Linked DNA regions of Homo sapiens: region 2 is linked to region 1. Evidence: read pairs that join two places in POLR2A ChIA-PET (ENCODE). Cell type or tissue: OCI-LY7. All regions are shown on one strand. Each heading gives the region's core, and the rest is flanking DNA. Links, peaks and the distances in the headings are about the cores only. Region 1 has its middle 86 kb from the start of ZDHHC21. Region 2 overlaps FREM1 (FRAS1 related extracellular matrix 1).

Region 1 (5,394 bases), core at 261-5,260:
AGTACGGTACTGTTAAATTTTAAGTATAGTGCAGTACTATAAGCATAATGTTATACAACAGAGCTCTAGAACTTTTTAAACTCGCGTGACAGAAACTCTATACCTTTTGAACAGCAGTTCCCCAATTCCCCCTCCCCACAGCAGCCACCATTCTACTGTTTCTATAAGTTTGACTACATTAGATACTTCATATTGGTGAAATCATGCAGTATTTGTCCTTCTGTGGCTGGCTTATTTCACTTAGCAAAATGTTGTCAAGGTTCAAGCTGCAGCATCTGACAGTATTTCCTTCCTTTTCTATGGCTGAATAACATTCCATTGTACGTATATACTAAATTTTCTAAATTCATTCAACCATCAATGGGCATTTAGGTTGTTTCCATCTCTTGGCTATTATGAATACTGCATTAATGAAATGGGGAGTGCAAATATCTCTTCCAGATCCTGGTTTCATTTTTTTTTTTTTTAATATCCAGAAGTGGGAATCCTGAATCATATAGCATTTCTAATTCTTCTGAGGAACTTCCATACTGTTTTTCAAAACAGCTGCACCATTTTACACCCCTAGTAACAGTACATAAGGGTTCCAATTTCCCCACATCCTCACCAACACTATTTTTTTCAAATGGCCATTCTAACAGTTGTGAGATAATACCTCGTTGTAATTTTGCATCTCTCTATTAGTGATGTTGAGCATCCCTTCACGTACCTGTTGGTCATTTGTGTGTCTTCTTTGGAGAAATATCTATTAAAGTCCTTTGCCCATTATTTAATCAGTCTTTATATGGATTTTTTTCTTCTATTAAGTTGTAGGAGCTCGTTTTGTATTTTGATTAACCTCTTAGCAAATATGTGGTTTGAAAATACCTTCTCCCATTCGATAGACTGCCATTTGATTCTATTAAGTCTCCTTAGCTATGCAGAAGCTTTTAAAGTTGATGCAGTCCCACTTGTCTATATTTGCTTTTGTTGCTTGTGCTTTTGGTGTTATCTCCAAGAAGTCAACAATGTTATGAAGATTTTCCCCTATGTTTTCTTTTAGGAGTTTTATACTGTCAGATCTTATGTGTTGTTAATATTTTGTCCATCTGAAATAATTTAGTTTCTCACTATACAATATTACAGAAACAAGTTTCCAAAAATGTACAAAACATTGAAGTTTGTAAAAATAAAGCTACACTGGGGTTTATGAAAATAAACTTCAAATGGATTCAAGGGCATAATAGTTAAAAAAACAAAAATATCAAAGTTTTCTTGAAAAATGAAGGAAAATACATAATCTTGATTTAGGAAAGACCTTTCTAAACAAGGTAATAAAACCCAGAAGTCATAATAAAAAGTACTAAATTTCAAGGTAGTTTAATTCTTCCATACAACATGATGATTGGGCAAATTTAATTTCCAAAGATGTCCTCAACAATATCTCCCATCCTATATACTTTTCCTGTGAAGTGTGACTCTGACACTCTTCCCATGAAATGGAATTATGTTCTCTCCCGCTGACTCTGGATAAGCTTGGGACTACAGGTTTGTGACTTCTGAAGCTAGGTGACAAAAAGTGACATAGTTTCTTTCTGGTTGTCTTGGGCCACTGTCTTCTAGAACCCAGCCATCATGCTGTAAGTAAGCCCAAAGTTATATGTAGAGGTCCATGTAGGTGTTCTGGATGATAACCCAAGCTGAGTTCTCAGCTGACAGCCAGCATCAACCATCAGGTATGCGAGTAAACGAGGCTTCTGTTGATTGCAGTTGCCAGCCATAGAATCTTCCAGGATCTTTCGGTCCTCCAGCTAAGACCTCAGACACCATGGAAGACAGAAAAGCTGCTGTGCCCTTTCTGAATGCCTGACCCACAGAAACTGTGACCATAAAAAAATGGTTGGTTTTTTTATGGCACTAAGTTTGGGATTGTTATATAGCAAAAGCAACTGGAACAATCACCATAAAGAAAAACAAGTGACTGGGCTAAATTTTAGAAACCTATTAAATAGATTAAAAAATAATACCCAGGAAATATATTAATAAAAAGTTACTAACATTTGACAAGCAAAGGTAACCTAGTCAAAAACCATAAACAAAGAATACACAAGAGAAAAAAAACCAGACGTTCACCTCTATTACTTTGCTACAAATTTTAAAGATTAATAGTATTCATGTGAGAATGTGTGTAAAGAATTTTGGAAGACATTTTGGTACTTCCTATCAAAATTAAAAATAAGTACATCCTCTGACTTGTCAATTTCACTTCTAGACTTTACCTACAGAAATACTAACAAATGGGCACAAATATTTCTGCACAAGACTGTCCTCCATAGCACTGTTACTAATAGCAAAAAAAAAAAAAAAAAATCTACATGATGCCCACTACAGAGGAATGGTTAAATAATAGTTTATTGATATGAACTGTACAGAAGAGGGTGGGCATGGTGGCTCATGCCTATCATCAAGCAGTTTGTGAGGCCAAGGCGGGCAGACTGCTTGAGCTCAGGAGTTGCAGACCAGCCTGGGCCACATGGCAAAATCCCGACTCTACAAAAAATATAAAAATTAGCTGGGTGTGGGAGGATGGCTTGAGCCAGGAGGTGGAGGCTGCAGTGAGCTGAGATTGTGCCACTGCACTCCAGCCTAGGTGACAGAGGCAGACCCTGTATCCAAAAAAAAAGTTATTATATGTTAATAGGGATAATCATATATCATTATATGATAGGAATATCATATATAACACATATGATAATGTGAAGGAAGGGGAGTGCAATGATGCACACCAAATTATGGCCAGTAGCTACTTTTGGGGAGGAGGGTGGGAGTGAAGATTTTGGTAACGGCAATTTTTTCCATTTTGTTCTAGACGGTGATAAGTGCTATGGGCTGGGGGCGGGGGGGAAGTAAGGACAAGAGATCAGGGCTGTTGTGGAAGGGTTATGTAAATTTTAAAAACTGATCAATTTTTCATGTTTACATAAAGTATAAAAACATCTATCAGTATGCTACATACCATGTTTAAAACAGCGTTCACCTCTGAGGAGGAAAAAGAAGACTCTACAGGGCTTTGAATACCAAAAAGTGAGGATCACTGAAGACCCTCTTAGAAGGTTCCTACCACAGCGATTACCCAAATTATTGGAGACTTTCAAACGTAAAAAATGTACATGAAAAATCAATGACAAAAATTAGAGCACTTCACAGCACAGTATCGTGCACTGACTGGATCAGTATTTTCCACATTGTGGGTACTTTTCCGTGATGAGAATATCTGAAATGCTTTTGAACACTGAAAAACTCGCTAAAAGCCAGACATCAAGTTACAAGTGCAGACCATCCAAAAACCCTTCATACTGGTTACTTCTAGACACCATTAAAATATGAACCTGTTTAACATAATGAGGATATGTGTTCTACAGCTACAAAGCTTACACAAGTTATAAAACAAATTTCATTAACTTGTTGGTCCTGACTTCAGCTAGGATTACGCATCTATAGTTTCAATGTGGAACTATAAAATCTCCATCTCGTACTAGGTACTCAAACATTCAGTTATGGCCAGTAGCTACTTTTGGGGAGGAGGGAACATGTCTAATTTTTTAAAGTTGTAAATTTCAATACTAAGAAAGATAAATATCACCCAAACCATGCTACAATTAAACTTACTACTAAAGACACACTCAAATACGTGTCTACAGTAGTATCTGAGTGCTTGGAATTGTATATTCCAAGTTCCTAATTTCCTCAATAGTCTGGCTTTCTTAAAAAATGCAAAACACACTGCTATTTTTATTGTGTTTGATCTTTAAACAGAGGTGCTTTCTTGTTTGGAGAAGGGGCCTAATTTGAAAATACTAGTCATCCAGAGGACATACAAAGAATGTGCTGTGACTGATACAAATATTTTTTTAAGTTAGCTTAGATGTATTTTTTTTTTTCAAGCTAACACATATCCTCTATCCTTCCTCAGTACTGTTTGCTCAGCTGGATGTCTACAGGGTCCAATTTTCCTTCCAATTGCTCTTGCACGCTAATATAATTGCTGCTCATATGGGTAATTGGTCAGCCTAGAGCAGCATTTGTATGCATTTGTTCATCTACAGTATCTGGCAACTTCTCAAATGATTTTGCACTCTTATAATACAATCACGTATTTTTAGTTTTTGCCTCTTTATAACAAGGCTAAGTAGGTGTGAATCTGTAAAGGATACATATTTTAAGTGTTCAAAAGCTGGAATATACAGATACACATTCCAATTATTTTTAGCAGTGGACGTTTCTTCTCACTTATCAGAGTCAATGAATCTAGTCTCAAATGTATGTTCCTCTGCTCCACCTTCCCCAATTGTTTCCTCCCCAAACAAAGCCAAATTAACTAGATTAAACCACACTATCGCTTAAAAAAGGTGACAAGCCATTTTCACTTAATACTGATGAAACAGCAAAAAACCATTAATTTTACTAAAGCTTGTTCTTGAGCACATTTTAAATATTGTTTGACAAAATGGAAGTACACATAAAGCACTTCAGGTGAATTCCAGAATTTAATTGTATTATTACTAAAGAAAAGCACTTGTGTGACTGTTTGAGTTGCAAGCTGAACTAGCCACTTTCTTTCATGGAACACCATTTTATACTTGAAGGAATGACTGACAAACCAGTTTTTCAGACTTGGGTATTTGGCAAGCATTTTCTCAAAAATAAGTGAAGGTAACCTGTCACTTCAAGGACAACTACTGACAGTATGTGGTTGCCAATAAAAAAATTCAAGCTTTCACATGAAAATTAGAATTCTGAAAAATGTAATCTGTCACCACAAACTTAACCGCTTCCCAGTACTTACTTTTCTGACAAGATCAGTGGTAATATTAATGAATTTAATTTTATTTTGTATGGCTAAAAGCAATACTTACTTTTCTGACAAGACCAGTGGTAATATTAATGAACTTAATTTTGTATGGCTAAAAGAACTTTCCAAAGTGAAAAAGAGACCAGTGGATTTTAAGAACACGAAAAGTTCCTTGGTATTGTTTCTGACTCCACATTGGAACTAACTAAACTTTAAGAAACCATCACTTGAGTTTTAGTGTAGTACCAGAGGAAAATATCCAGTTACCTGAAAAGATCAGAATACTCCTCCTTTTTCCAACTACATTATCTGCACAAGATCAGACTTCTCCAGATACTTCTAACAAAATAACAATTCAATTGGTCTAATGCGAAGCAGTATGAGATCCAACTTTCTTCTATGAAGGCAGACATGAGAGCTTTGCAGAAACATAAAATCATGGGTCTCTAAACAAAAATGTTATTTATGTTAACATGTAATGAGTTTATGTTTAAATGAATTAGCAACTATTTAAATTTTTTCCCATTTTGTTTCAAATTCTCCTAGATCCTAATCGGTTTTAT
Region 2 (5,394 bases), core at 180-5,179, 160 kb after region 1:
TCTATAATGTACATGTTAAAAAATCCCACTGAACTTTAAGGTCCTATATGAGTAAGTATTCCTTCTTTCTTGCTTGGGTGGCCAATGTCTGAAGAGAAAGAAGAAGACAAGTCTGGTGTTCCATTCCCTTCAGGCCAGATTAGCACAGTCCTTAAAATGGGCAAGAAGTTCTTCAGTGTGCTGAGAAAAATCATGCACTCTAAAGCTGCATTTCCACTTAGAAAAGTCACTTTCTAGCTCTGTCCTCAGTTTTCTCATCTGTAAATTTCAGATTATGATGGTACCTGACTCATAGGTGGTTCTGATGATTAAATGAATAGCAATGAAATAGAGCAAACACCAATTATATTGCAAATGGCTGTAATTTATATTGTACCTGTAACTACGTTCTGCCTGGCTGTCTTGGGAAGATGAACCACTATTCATAACCTTGCTTTTTACTGGAAAATTGTGCACCTAGTTCCAATAACATCTGCTTACAAATGGGGTTGAGGACAACTATACCGTTCAAAAATGATGATGATAAATGCTGAGTAATTTTACCCCCCCATCGCTTATAAAGAAAATAGCCTAATATATGTCAGAACCAAATAAAACTTCTCTCTATATTACCCCTTGGTAGGCATATGCCACAGCATTTTGTTCAGTCATGAACAAATGAACAAATTACGTCAAGTTGAACTGGAAACATCTCCAGCACAGACACATGAAAGTTAATAGCCAACAAAAGCAGGAGGATATTTAAATGGCCTCATTTAAGGTTATAATTAAATTAAGCAAATTTTGCTGTAATTCTCATATGAATTTGAGAGTATATTTAAAAATATAAATCATCTTCCAAAAGCAATGTCCTTGATAGTGACAAAGATTGAAAGGGGCTATGGGTGAAGCAGTATCAGCCTAGCATCATTACTGGGGGAAGAAAATCCTCTGTCAGCTACACTGCGCTCACACATGGAGGACAAGAGGTGAGCATTAGGTCAGTAGCAAGTCTGATCAACATTCCTATGTTTTCTTACTTGAATTATTTTTAAAATGTTAAAAAAAAAAAGTGAAGTCCACGTATTAACATTTTTGGAGCAGGTTTTTTTTTTTTTTTTTTACATTTTCTTGAGAATTGGAAGATATTTGTCTGACATTGCAAGTACTTGACATATTTTCCCATAAAGATTGTGATCCTGGGAATTATTTGTCTTAGGCAAAGACAGTTTAATGGGTGGAGGTCATATGTTTTACATTTTGTAATCTCGAGATTACATTTTAATATCACGGGCCAGGTCTACTTTGCTCTAACCTATTCCCCAGCTCCTAGTACTGTGCACCTGGCATATAGTAGCCACTCGATAAAAGTCTGTGGAGTTAATAAATCTGGGCCAGGCTCTGCATTTTATCGAGGCAACGGAGTGGGACGCTGGGAATGTGTTTTGCTAAGAAAAGGAGGCTAGCTTTTTTCTGACAATGACTACTGTGACCTCTGCTGGTCAGATTTTAGAACTACAATTCAGGATCCAAAAGAAAATGCAAGAATTCTGAAGACTGCAGAGGAGTTTCTCAGCTTTCTTTTCTTAATCTATACTCCATCATAAAAGGAGTATAACAGAGCACAGAGCTGTATCACTTATGATGCTTAGTATGACTAGGATATGGTGACTACTAAAACAAGGATAAGTGAACAACTTTTCTTTGGGGTTTCTGGGAGGGTATCAAAAACAAACAAACAAAATGAACAAACAAACAAACAAAAAACAGCACAGTACCAGAATAACTGGACTCTGACCGACCTTTCTATGACTATCTGTTAGCTGGTAAGATATTCAAGGTCTACATTCAAGAAAAGTCTAGAGTAGGGACCCAGTCAGTGAAATTGCTGTGGTCTGTTAATCTCGTTAATTTTGAAGATTTGTTACTCTTGCTATTTTGAGGGTCATACCCTTTATATACCTTCCAAAGTCTAGTTTCCTCTTTACATTATATTTGTCTTACATGGGATAAGTTTATCACCTTATAAACATACTGTCAAGTAATTGTAATTTTCTTCATAAGAGAAAGAGAAGATGTTTGGCTAACTCTTCTTGACTACCTCATTTCCCCGACTGCAGATATTTTAGAAGGCTATAGTTGCTAACACGGTCCTAGAGTGACCTCTTGCTGCACAATTGCTACATGAACCTGCAAACTCAGTGTTGGATGCTAGTGAATTGGTAAGACAGAACCCTCCCTGTGTATAAAAGTGTGTACCTTGACATGCATAATATGAACGTCAACTTAGCTTTTTAATGTTTCTGTACTCTGTAAAGCTACTGGCTTTCCTATTTTCAAGCAGTAATAAAAAGAAAATTCATTCTCCAAAATAAATTCCATGAGCTTGTGAAATGGTCTATTAATTTATCTTCTTGGGTTCTGTTTTAAAAAGAACATTTCACTTTCCTAATATTCAGATACATTATGGATGTAACATATAGGACTACTGAATAAGCAAGAGAATTTACATTTGAGGAGTGGCCGAGTTCCCTGTGGGGTCCATGATTTGAAATTCCACGGTATCTGAATTTACTTCCAAAGATGGGTTTATGATGTAAAGAATAGTCTTACTGTTTAAGTCCTTTTGGCTAAATTTCTCATGGATAAATTCACCTAAAAAAAGAAATAAATGAATATCATGGGTAATCAAACAAAACATTAAATAAAAGCTAATAAAATTGTATGGCTATTTTATTTTAAACACAGCTTTAAAAAACAGCTAAAGTACATTTTAAAACAAGAAATTAACATTACTGTAACTATCTTAAAACTCAAATGCAGCGAGCTTAAATTAGGCATTAAGTTGACTGCTTCAGAAATATTTGCCTTAAAAAAATGAAAATAAAGAGAAGGAGAGTAGAAAGATACAGTAATAAAAATCTGTAACTTGGTGCCATCCTGTTTAATGATGTATTATGATCATTGTGCTCATAAAGTAGAAATAATATACAATCCAGAGAATCCATTAGGAAAAAAACCAAGAACTTTTAAAAAAAGATCTGACATCATTTAGAGTCATTTAGAATTCATGACAGAATAAAAAATTAGTCACAAATAGGAAATTTGGTCCTGATATTATGTTCCTTTGAATATATTATAATCAGCTGTTGAGAAAAAAAATATAAATAAACAGTTGTATATCAGTATTTGGTTCTTCCAGTCAGGATAAATTTAGGAAGGCTCAGCTTCAAACCCTCTTTAGGAGCAATATTGATTTATAAACTGCATCTATCAGTAAGCCCTGGGGAGTGTTTACCAAATGGGCCTGCACTTAATTAAATTACTCTCTAGCCCTGCCAGCCACTGGGTATTTTAAAATGGCAATTGTAAGGATTAAGGAGGCCAGTACCTGTTGTTGTGTTCTCCAGATGTCCATGTTTTGGGCCTTGTAGAATTTTAAAGATGATCTGATCGTCCTCAGTGTCAGGGTCTGATGCCTTCAACACGCGGGAAGTGATGTAAATCCCGTAGCAGCCATTTTTCAGGAGCCCCACTTGAGAAGGGGAATGCAAGAGTGTGATACGAGGAGCTGTTTTGTCCAATTGGTCTACCTGGATCATCAACAATGACATAAAATGTTGTCCAAAGGCCCCTCACCCCCATGCAACGTTGGGCTTTATTGGTTCAACAATGACACACTGTCCCACGTTTTGGATTCCTTATACTCCTCACTAGTGGATTCCTGCTAAAGACAGTCCTGTTCACAACAGCCTCAGCAAATATCACAGTGCTTGGAACAGAGGCCAATTTTCCACTGTAAACCTTGACTCCACTTTATCAATTTGTCTATTGCTTGACTGCCACTTAGGATACAAGTTCCGAGAGGGCAGGCGTCAGGTCTTTCACCGCCATGGATTCCCTGCACTTGGCACAGTGCCTGAACCATAATAGAAGCCCAGGGAATGTCTATTAAATGAATACACTAAAATTGACCCAAGAATTCTAGAGCAGACTTCATGTTAACTCCACAGAAGAACTTCTCCTATTTTCCTGGTATTTAGTGATTTACAGACACAAAATTGTGAGGGTTTACAAATATATAGAAATTTTTTTGGCATGTCTTTTTTCAACTGGCAAAAATGTTGAATAAAAATAGAGATACCTCAGTAAGGAAAAAGTGAAAGGTGATTATTTCTAGACATTTGCATATTTCTTTCATTGAAGATGAGAGCCAGGTAGCTGAACAGGTGGACCAGATTTGTGAAGATGGTGGATGACATCTTCACAACCTACACTGTAGGTTCAAACACAACAAAGGACCTCGTTCAGTCTGTACGGAGCTCAGTGCATCTTGCATTTGCAAGATGACTGTTGTAGGTTATGGATGGAGCAGGTTTGGATGGATTAGAACAGATCCACCACTGATACTAGAAAACATGTACAAGAATCTTCATTCCCCTCACTCCTAATCTCTCGGTTCTTAATTTCATTTACACCAACCTGATACTACTGTAAATCTTAGTTTGCCCTAGCAAAGTAAAGAATTCTTGTCAATGATAAGACCATGTATATTTTTGTGTATTATGATACAATGAACTACTCTGTAGCTATTCAAAAGAATAAGGGAGAAAATGAATTGATGATGAAAAATTTCCACAATTTTGTGTTAACTGAAAAACCCTAGCAAGTTGCAGAATAGAATTCGAATATAATTATAATACTATTTTTGTTAAAAATATATATTTATCTATACATAATGTTTGTATAGACATAGGCAAAAATCTGGGAGCATTTGCACAAATGTGTTCATTTCTTTTGGGGTGGGGAAAGATTACAACTCCTCCTCTGTTTATTTCATGAGAAATTTTGTCACAACCAACCATTTTTTCCTCTCAAATTGGCAAGATTCTTAAAAAAAAACAGAAATAATTATAACTCATGATGATAAATATGTGAAGAAACAGATATTTTTATATTTTGCTGGTAGGGGTGCAAAACAGTGAAAATTTTTCTGTATCTTGCAGAAACAGATATGTATGCAAAAATGATTAGATATATATTCACCAAAATACTATTTATAATAGCAATTTACAAAAGGAATGAAAAGTCCACCAGGGGATTTATAAACCATCTCGACCTGAGACTGAGTTCCATGCAGCCTTTAAAAATCATGTTATCAGGAATATGATTAGTTATCAAGAACTATCAGGAATAGTTAATGACATAAGGAAATGTTCATAACACATGAAGATGGAAACAGGCAATATGCATAAAAAATAGTATATATAATATCATCCCATTTCTAATTGAACAAAATAAAAGAAAGCCACCAACAATAGGTTTTTGAGTGGTATGGTTGTCAAGAATTTTTTTTCTTGTAGTTTATGAATTATTTACAATACATAGTTATTTTATAAACTGAAAAAGCAACTG

The links. ChIA-PET counts read pairs that join two places held together with the same protein. Peaks named below come from ENCODE experiments on the same cell type or tissue, not always from the same donor. Only the 100,000 strongest peaks of a DNase experiment are listed, where the experiment ranks them.
Region 2: POLR2A ChIA-PET joins it to region 1 with 5 read pairs; 2 of 35 experiments call an interaction of 5 or more read pairs at or near these places.

Annotation. Positions count from the first base shown.
Region 1 is chr9:14,604,752-14,610,145 of GRCh38, forward strand. It overlaps a transcript of ZDHHC21 not described here. Among named protein-coding and RNA genes, the nearest start is that of ZDHHC21, 86 kb to the right of the region's middle. In OCI-LY7, for the core only: no CTCF peak of the experiment used is centred there; no DNase peak of the experiment used is centred there.
Region 2 is chr9:14,767,235-14,772,628 of GRCh38, forward strand. It overlaps FREM1 (FRAS1 related extracellular matrix 1), which reads right to left. Exons shown (of 37, transcript NM_001379081.2): 26 at 3,371-3,572; 27 at 2,490-2,634. Among named protein-coding and RNA genes, the nearest start is that of CER1, 47 kb to the left of the region's middle. In OCI-LY7, for the core only: CTCF peaks have their summits at 1,471 (motif pointing left) and 2,165; DNase peaks (open chromatin) are centred at 1,477 and 2,147.